2 separate regions of the Homo sapiens genome follow, and region 1 is linked to region 2. Evidence: chromatin contacts called from ENCODE POLR2A ChIA-PET data. All regions are on one chromosome and are shown on one strand. The core of a region is the stretch at or near the end of the contact, and the rest is flanking DNA. Distances in the headings are between cores, read along the strand shown.

The links. ChIA-PET counts read pairs that join two places held with the same protein, here RNA polymerase II (POLR2A).
Region 1: POLR2A ChIA-PET joins it to region 2 with 11 read pairs in activated B cell. The contact joins the promoter of STXBP5 here to the promoter of TRMT11 in region 2. POLR2A ChIA-PET finds 5 or more read pairs at or near these places in 2 of 52 experiments (HEK293 and activated B cell).

Annotation. Positions count from the first base shown.
Region 1 is chr6:147,203,116-147,207,635 of GRCh38, forward strand. It overlaps STXBP5 (syntaxin binding protein 5), which reads left to right and starts at 1,302. Exons shown (of 28, transcript NM_001127715.4): 1 at 1,302-1,567; 2 at 2,856-2,953. The coding sequence starts at 1,418. STXBP5-AS1 (STXBP5 antisense RNA 1) reads right to left here and starts at 1,499. Exons shown (of 11, transcript NR_034115.1): 1 at 1,298-1,499. It overlaps LOC124901422 (a long non-coding RNA gene), which reads right to left and starts at 456. Exons shown (of 2, transcript XR_007059803.1): 1 at 1-456. RefSeq lists silencers at 485-904, 935-984, 1,005-1,084, 1,255-1,444.
Region 2 is chr6:125,983,486-125,987,956 of GRCh38, forward strand. It overlaps TRMT11 (tRNA methyltransferase 11), which reads left to right and starts at 3,055. Exons shown (of 13, transcript NM_001031712.3): 1 at 3,055-3,137. The coding sequence starts at 3,066. RefSeq lists enhancers at 2,278-3,108, 3,086-3,575, 3,109-3,938.

The DNA.
Region 1 (4,520 bases), core at 52-2,551, about 21 Mb after region 2:
TGGGTGCGGGGTAGTGTCATCGGCCCGGGCTGACACCGGCCCTGGAACCGTTCCCCGCTGGCAGCCTCTTCCATCCCAGCAGCTAACTGCTAAGACCAGACACGTTCCACCAACAGTAACAGCTGTAGGAAAGAACCCGTTTTTTCCCGTCTAGGTTTCTCTCCTTTTCCTAGTACCTAAGTCCATCATCCTCCTGCCACTGACATATCGTTGTCTAGACGCTCTTTTTCAAAACTCAAATCCAATCAAACAAAAACAACGCCCGTCAATAAAGCAAGAAAAATAATACTGCAGCCAGCGGCCAGGAGCGTGCACCCCATTAACGGCGAGAAAGCATCAACCCCTGCTGTAATGACTGAATTGGAAAGAAAGGTTTCCTGCTGCTTGTTAGTCGTCAACATTTTTACTATGCCAGCTGCAAGAGAAGCAGCTGCATACTCTGGCAACTCGACTGGGGTGGGAGAAATTTAGCCAGCGTCTGGGATTTTCGCAGAAGATAATTTAAGCCCCAGCTTCGCTCGGGCTGGGGGGCTGGGGGCCTGCTGGGCCAGGGTGGGGGAACCGGGCTGCGGCGCGCATGCGCAGGTACCGCAGCCCGGCTCCTGGGAGGCCCTGCTGCCGCCACCGCCGCGGCCCGCGCTGTAACCGCGGCTGCCGCTGCTGCTCCGGGCGGGCGTTGGTGCCGTGTGCCGAGGCGCCCTGTCAGGCGATGGGGAGCGGCTGGGCGGGGAGAGCCGACGGCCGCGGCGGCGCCTGAGGAACGCAGCCGGGCTCGGGAGCGGCGAGGGCGGGCCGGTCCAGCGGCGGAGGAGCGAGGCGGGGCGAGGCAGGCGGCGCGGGGACCCACACCAGGCGCCTTGTGTGCGAGGCCGAGCGGCGGCCGCGGACAGAGAGCCGGCGACCCCCGGCAGGAGGAGAAGGAGCCGGAGGACGCGCCGAGGGACTGCGGGGCCGGGGCGGGCGAGCAGCGGCGCGGCCGCGGGCCATGGACGCAGCGGCGACGGTGGCGGCGCCGGGGGCGAGCCGGGGCGGCGGCGCGGCGCAGAGTCCGCCCGCGGCCAGGTGAGGCTGGGCTGAGCGGGCTCGGGCGCCGCCGCCACTGCTGCTGCTGCTGCTGCCGGGCCGCGGAGCGAGGCGGCGGCGGCGGCGGCTGAATCGGCACCACAGCAGCCGCGCCAAGCAGCGGCGGCCTCGGAGGAAGAGGGGTCGCCGCCCAGGTTTCTTGCGGCCGCCGCTCTTGTCGTCGCAGTATTTCCTGTTCGGATTATCTTTTGCTTCCCCCCAGCTGCCTCCTTACCCTCACACTCCCACTCCTCCGTTTCCGCGGTCGAAGCTGCCTTCGGCCCCGGGTGGTCTCCCCCGCCCGGGGACCCCCTGTGCCTCCCCTCCCGGGCTGCGGGGGAGCCCCTCCGAGACCATGAGGAAATTCAACATCAGGAAGGTGCTGGACGGCCTGACCGCCGGCTCGTCCTCGGCGTCGCAGCAGCAACAGCAGCAGCATCCGCCTGGGAACCGGGAGCCGGAGATCCAGGAAACGCTCCAGTCCGAGCACTTTCAGCTCTGCAAGGTGAACGGAGCGCGCAGCCCCGCGACACCGTCATTGAAAAATTGGGGTTGTTTTAAGGGGGCTACTCGGGCTTTACATGGGAATGCAAGGGAAGAGAACGCCAATAATAATAATAATAACTCTAATAAAAGGCTCGCTCCTCCCTTGGCAAACGTTTCTTCGGTGGGTTGTTTTGGAGATTGATACCTTACTCCTTTTCATTGATTTTTCTCTCTCCCCTTTGCACATGCAGCAATCAGTTCAAGGTTGCTTCAAACTATTATCCGACCTTTAATCGTATTCTGACACTGCCAGTAATAACCTGGAAGCTTTTATATTCAAGCGTTTTAATATGATTCACCAACTTCGAAGTTTCCTTTGGAAACGGTGTCTAATGAATGTTGTTTATCAAAAAGCCAAACCTGTTCTACCACACCTTTGCTCATCACTTTTCCCTTAAAATGTGGTGTAAGTGGCTTACGATATGAAATCACAGGGTTCTTTTTATCATTATGTTTGTTAAAAAGTACTGAGATTTTTGCCTGTTAATGGCACGATAATTGCCATAGCGTTCTGTAATTCAGAAAGAATGATGCAGCGAATTAAGTCACCAGCTGCTTAATGAGAAACACAAACTTGCCTCGGTTTTAATACCTGCCTTTCTCATAAATAGCCATGTATTTGTATGTCAGAGTTAATTAAAAGTGTGCATATATATATATATATATATATATATAGGTCTAATGCCCTAAAATGATTATGGCCTTAATAGTAAATTGCAAAAATGTATGTTGTACTCATCTTCATTCTGTTACAAGTGTAAAATGTTGGGATAGAGGTTTGATTATTGCTCTACTGAATGCTTGACTAAAGTAATTATATGACAGCTTTTCCTTAGAAGTACTTGCGTTAGCATCCAAATAAAGTAATGATGAAATGAATACTGCCAAAATAAAGTATGAATTGCATTTAATGGGTTTACAGAATTTTGGACCATTGCAAACTTTAGTCATCTGGTGTCGGATGTAGTAGTATAGAATATTAATAAAAGATTTTCTTCTATGGAATACCAGTATTATGGAAAAGCGAAATTAAAGTATATCACTGGACTAGATTTTTGTTTGTTTCAGGTTCTATGTGAATAACTTTGTTAATGTAGGTTTCACTTATTTTTTCAAAAGCAGTAAGTGCATGTGTATGTGTTTTGCATCAGTGGTAGTGGTTCTAAATTCTAACGCCTCTATTGACTTTCTATTTTAAAATTTCGCTTGCTGCCTTGGTTGCTGTGATGTCACTTGCCCATCCCTAGACTGTTCGCCATGGATTTCCCTATCAACCCTCAGCCCTGGCCTTTGATCCTGTACAGAAGATCCTGGCAGTGGGAACTCAGACTGGTGCTTTAAGGCTGTATCCTTTCTTTAATTTTATTTTTTAACTTCTACTTTGTTCTCCCCAGTCCTTCTGTGTTGCTGATTAGTTCCAAAGAAAGTTTTTATTTTCCTGTTGGTGTGATTAGATATATACTATGAGAAATCATGTGTTGGCTTTTCCCTTGATTATAATTCAGCTTATATACTGCTGTGATGTTTCTCAGCTCCTAGTTTATAGTAGCTAAACATATATCCAAATAGAGGTCTAAAGTTTTTTTATGATAACTATTTTATTTGTAAGGAGATAGAAGTTTCTAAGGAAAAATATATCTGCTTCTATACTATTGGTGTGATGAATGAGGTATGTTAAGGATGAGGTTTAAAGACAATTACTTTTAAAAATATTATGCATGGTAGATATTGAACTTATGACCTATTCTAATAAATTAGAGATTGGATTTCAATCTGAATTTGGTTGTTTTTGGCATGTCCGTGTAGAAAAACAATTAGCAGAAGTGTAGCAAATTAATTTTCTATGAATAGTTATAAATGGTTAATATTTCTACCAGTTTTTAGAGCGTTTTCTTGAAAAATGCATGGGGATAAATTTTTTCTCTTGATATACTTTTTCTCTCATAGTCTACATTTGTTATGTATTTGTAAAAACTGTTAGGTTACTATACATTAAACTAGTAGTATAGAATTACTTTTCCTGGTTGTGTATGAACTATATTAGTTTTATCAAGCATTTTTTTAAATACTTCAAAAGATTTTTTTCAAGATAATTTTTTAGTGAGAACAGTACAGACGACTCACTTTCTATTTTTATGTTGAAATGTGTTTTCTTTTACTGTGACTTTGAAACATACTTAACCTAAATATATTCTTAAACTTAAGATTTGGATTCATCTATCTGTGGGATATCTACCTCCTGCATATTAATGAGTAATGTGTTGGTGATAAATAGAAAAAAAAAATCACTAGATGATTTCAGTAGACATTACTATTGTCAAAAAAAAGAAAAGAAATATACGATAGGGGAGGAGCTTTACCCCTTTATATTTTAGATTTTTCTGGTTCCTGAGAAGGAGTGAGGGAACCTGCATTTGAGTTAAACATGTGCCAGGCATTTTACTTACATTTTAAAGTCATTATTTCAAAGAAGTACTATGTGATACATACAAATATATATATATGTATAGATAGATAGATAGATAATGCCTCAAGTTTTATTTGTCACTTAATGTGCTATCTTCAAAATGCTAATAGAAGTTTTAGGATGGACTATTGAACTGTGTTACTAAGTGAAGTCTACTATACATAGTAAATACTACGCAGTCATACCTTTATAAACGACAAAATCTGACCAGGCTAGATCTGAATCTGTTAATTTCTGAGACGGTGTGTCTGAAGTGCTCTTGCCCAAATATCTAGATAGTTATGACCAGAATGTTTTTTGGCTTCAATTGTTAGATATTTTTATTCCTGAACTCAGTGATCAAGACCATCTAGTTTAGGGTTGTGTGAAGACGGGAATGAAGTTATTTTGTCAGTGTGGGCCCTGAGTGTTCAGCAAAACTCTGTAGTGACGAGACTAGTACAGC
Region 2 (4,471 bases), core at 1,805-4,304:
GGCTCAAATGAGGCAAATGTACTGTAATCTTTGTTACCTCTGGTTCACAAGTTCTGCCAAGGGAAGTAATAAATGGCATCCCATTCAAAGACTTACTGGGTCTCCAGCCTGTTTCCCTGCACATATTTTTCTATGCATAGAACCTGCTTTCCAGGTAGCAAATTAGAGGGCATCGTTTGTAACTAGGGCTTCAAGTTTGTTTTGGGGAGTCTTTAGAAAAGAGGATGGGATCTACATTTCTCTGCTTCTGGGGATCTTGTTGGAAATTTGACCTCAAGTAGCTGAGTCATACTTAAATCAACTCCAGCTGCTTAAGTCTGAATTGGTGCCTCAGAATTCCAACTCATACAGGCTTGTTTCCTTAGAGTAGGCAGTATTATTTCTCTCTTTTCCTAAATTATTTTCATTAAGATTGACAAGAGGGGAGACCCCTCTGGGACATCAAGAAATTCAAACCTCAGTAATGCTCTGCTGCAGTAAAGTTTGTGCAATTCTTATATAACTTATTCCAATAAAATTTTATTCTCAAAACTATTCAGAAGCCTCTTTTTACTAATTGCAAAAATCATAGTCTTAATACATATGAAGATAACTTTTCTCCCTCTTATTGGTGTACAAATCCCTATGGTTCTCTGTGATACCTAGACCCTTTTCAAGTGTTAGATGTTCAGCCTGAGATAGATGCATGGGCAGTTTTGATATTACATGTGACCTCTGCTGCTGGGACCTGTTAACTTTCTATTCATTTCTCTGAGTGTGTCCTACTAGCCTCAATACTTAAGTGGCATATTAAAACCAAAACTCAAAATTCCCCTTTCCAATTTCTGATCCTTACTTCCCAGGAATGTCCTCTGATTTTTTAGTAACAGGCGGCCTATACCAGAGGCTTTAACGTTTGCACAACAGCTGTCTCACAGAAGGAGACAGGTTCTAAGAGGTCTGCCCTAGAAGATGGAACATGGATGGAACTTTGGATCAGTTCCCAGAAGCCAGACTATGAACCTCCTTGCTCCTTACAGTACAAAAAAAAAAAAAAAAAAAAAAAAAGCAAGTCTCTGGATGCAGTTTGATCACCAAATTCCAAAGTCCTTATTCTCCTGCTGCTTCTTAACCACTCTTGTAAGCTCAAGAACTTTGAACAGGTCTGGCTGTGAGTCCCTCAAAGGCAGTTTCACTGATGTCACAGTAGTTCCACACTAACTCTAGTGGCCTGTGCAAGGTTAATCTCTACTTCTCCAGACCAGGTATCCAACAATTTAGATTCATGATGTAAATACTCTCCTGCTGGTTTCTGAGGTGGAGATTTAGTATAGATTTAGTCCTGAACTGTAGCACAAAGGAGCTGGGTGAAAAATCAGTGACACCTGATTCCATTTGGGTTCTCCAGGCCTTGTAGTCTCATTTGTCTCTATATAGCATCATATTAATCCAGGCATGAAAATCAGCAATTCTTTGATATTCTCTATAAAGTTGCCCCATCAAAATTCCATATTAATTTTGCTGAAGATTTGACAAGTTCTGGGGATGGGGCATATCAAGTACTGCACATCATTTCCCCAACATCTCATTGGTTTTCTGTCCCAACCTTGGCCTCTCTTCTCAAATAGTAAACAACTTTTCTTGTCTCAAAGTACTTTTACCCCCTTTTCTGAAGTTTTGGGGTCAAGAGACAGCTATGCTTCTCAGAGTCACTTAGCACAAGTGAACTTGAGACATATTCCTAACAAAAACAGATCTCTTGCTAACAAAAATTCTCATGTGATTTTCTTAAGAAAAATGTCAAGTGCCACTTATTGGCCCCATTCAATATGCCAGATGTTATATTCAACACTTTATGAACATTATTCCACTTAATCCTTGTAACAATCCTTTGCAGGAGGCAGTGTGTTTTTCCATTTTTAAAAGAAAACTCAAGCTCGGAGAGGTTAAGAGCATATACATGGTAAATGGTGGAAGTGAGGTTTGAATCTAATATTGACACCACAGCCTATGTTCTTAATCACTACCACTGCGCATCAACTACGTTTCTGGCACATGCCGCTGGGGATATGCCAGATACATACTCTTTTGCACCTTGTACAATACCACAGAGAAATGCAAAATAAATAATTTTTAATAGGGCAAAGGGCTCGGTACTCTCAAAAGCAGAAATAGCCCAGAGGGAGGGCTTGAGCCCGTAATTCTAGCACTTTGGGAGACTAGGGTAGGAGTATCCCCTGAGACCAGGAGTTCAAGGTTACAGTGAGCTATGATTGCGCCACTGCACTCACCTGGGTGACAGAGCAAGATTGTCTTAAAAAAAAAAAGTCACATATATACATAGAATATGCAATTAAAATATATTTCATAAACTATCTGCTATGAAATCTGTGCCAGTGTGAGCTTTCTCCAAGTTTTAATTTATGGCTGGCTGTGGATTTAGTCCTGAGTCTAACAAATAACACAACCTAATAATTATTGCCTACTTTGAGGAAGATATTCTTTTGGTTTTTGTTAAGAATAGAGTGAACCATAAAAGATTATATCAGACCTCAAGAGTTTATTATAATTGGGTTATAAGGCATGTGCTCTCGAAAAGTTGTTACATAAATACGAAAAATATACTGTTAAATGACTGGCCCAACTAAATCAGTTCCCAAAGCTGTGCTGGTTAGACAAACCTACAAGGAAATGGTGAAATTTCCAAGGAAATGGTGAAATTTCAGTCCAATTTTGAAGAACAGGTTTTGAAGGGCTGTAGAGAAAGCTGGAAGCACACTCCAAGTGGAACGATAACTTGGAAATATACTGTCTTATTATCACAGGCTGCTCCTGAAAGCCACGCGTCCCCGCTCACCAGCTACCAGCGCTGGGAGACCCCTAACCACCAGGCATTCACAGGTGAGGAAGCCCCTCCCACAGCGGCCGGAGTTTCGGACTCGGAGCGCGAGAAACGTCGGGATAGCGCCTGCCTCGCAGAGCTTCCGCTTCCGGCCCTTCAGGCTCTGTCTCTGTGGAGACTGGGCTTTGGGAGGGAGAAAGAGGGACCTAGCGCGGGCCGCGCAGGCGCACGGTGGGCAGCTGCAATGGCGCTGTCGTGTACCCTTAACAGGTATCTGCTCCTCATGGCGCAGGAGCATCTGGAGTTCCGCCTGCCGGTGAGTCCGTAGCGCCCTCCGGAACTTCCGACGGAAGAGGACGCTGGAGTGGAGTGGAGTGGGTGGAGGTGATCTGCATAGCCCGAGGAAGCTGGGATTCGGGGGTCTTCGCTGGTCTGCGCGGGTCACGCGTCCCCAGTCCTCGGGCGGGGTGAGCTTGGCGGAGGGTGTGTGTGAGAGAAGTCCGAGACCAAACCCCTCGGCCTGCTTAAACTTTTCATTCTTTTGCCCGTGTATCAAGTACCGGAGTTAGGCAGGTGAATATGACCGGTCATCTCACTCCCGGAGCTCTTCGTCTAGCGGAGAATAGAGACAGCTAACAAATGCTCAGGCTGGTGTTTGAAGTATTGGAATCTGCGGATCAAGCTCAGTGGAGGGGATGGTGGTGGGGATTAGATGATGGAGAAGTTGAGAAGAGTGTTTTATTTATTCAAGAAACGTTTTCAGAATGCATGTAGTCGAAGATCGGTACGCTGGGCATGTAACGATGATGTAAGCAATCTCTGCCCTCTAGGAGCTTACTGTTTAGAGTAAGGGCTGAGCAGACACATAGGCGTAGAATGACAAAAGAGCGTCGGTAAGTGCAGTGATAGATGCACATGGAAATATGAGAGCACGTGGAAGGGAAATCTAATCTACCTGAGGGGTTGGGGATGTTGGCCTTTAAGAGGGCTTCCAGAGGAGATGACACTTGAAATAAAGGATGAATAGGAGTTAGAGGGCCAAGGAGATAAATCAGTAAATTAGAATTACAAGGTGTTCATTATTACTGGATCACTAGTTATGTGGCAGAGTGGTAAGAAGAGAGCAAGGGAAGTAGATCGAGGCCAGAAAATGAAAACCTTGAGTACCCTGGAGCTTGGAAGGGGGATTTATTGAAAAGCCTTAAGTAAAAAAGTGACCACAAAATTAAATCAGTTTGACAACACTATGGAGGATGGATTTGAAAAGAATAAGACTTGAGCCAGAGACTAGGAGTCTGTGGGAATAGTCTTGTTAATAGATTAAGAAGGTCTGACCTAGGGCAAGGAGTAAGAGGATGGGATAGACTGGGAAAATATTTAGGCCATACAGTCATTAAGGCTGGATTGATTGAATATGTGGGAAAGGGGCACCAGTCAGGTATGACTCCTGGGGTGTATATAGGTAGGAGTGTCTCCATTTAAAATAGAGAACATAGGCAGATGTAAGATTTAAATTTTGTTTACACTGAATTTGATGTGGTTGTGTAACATCAACCTGAGATGACCAAGAGGCGGTGGATATATGAATATGCATAGAGTATGGCAGAGTGATCTGGACTAGTGATAAATATTTGGGAGTCTTCTTCATAT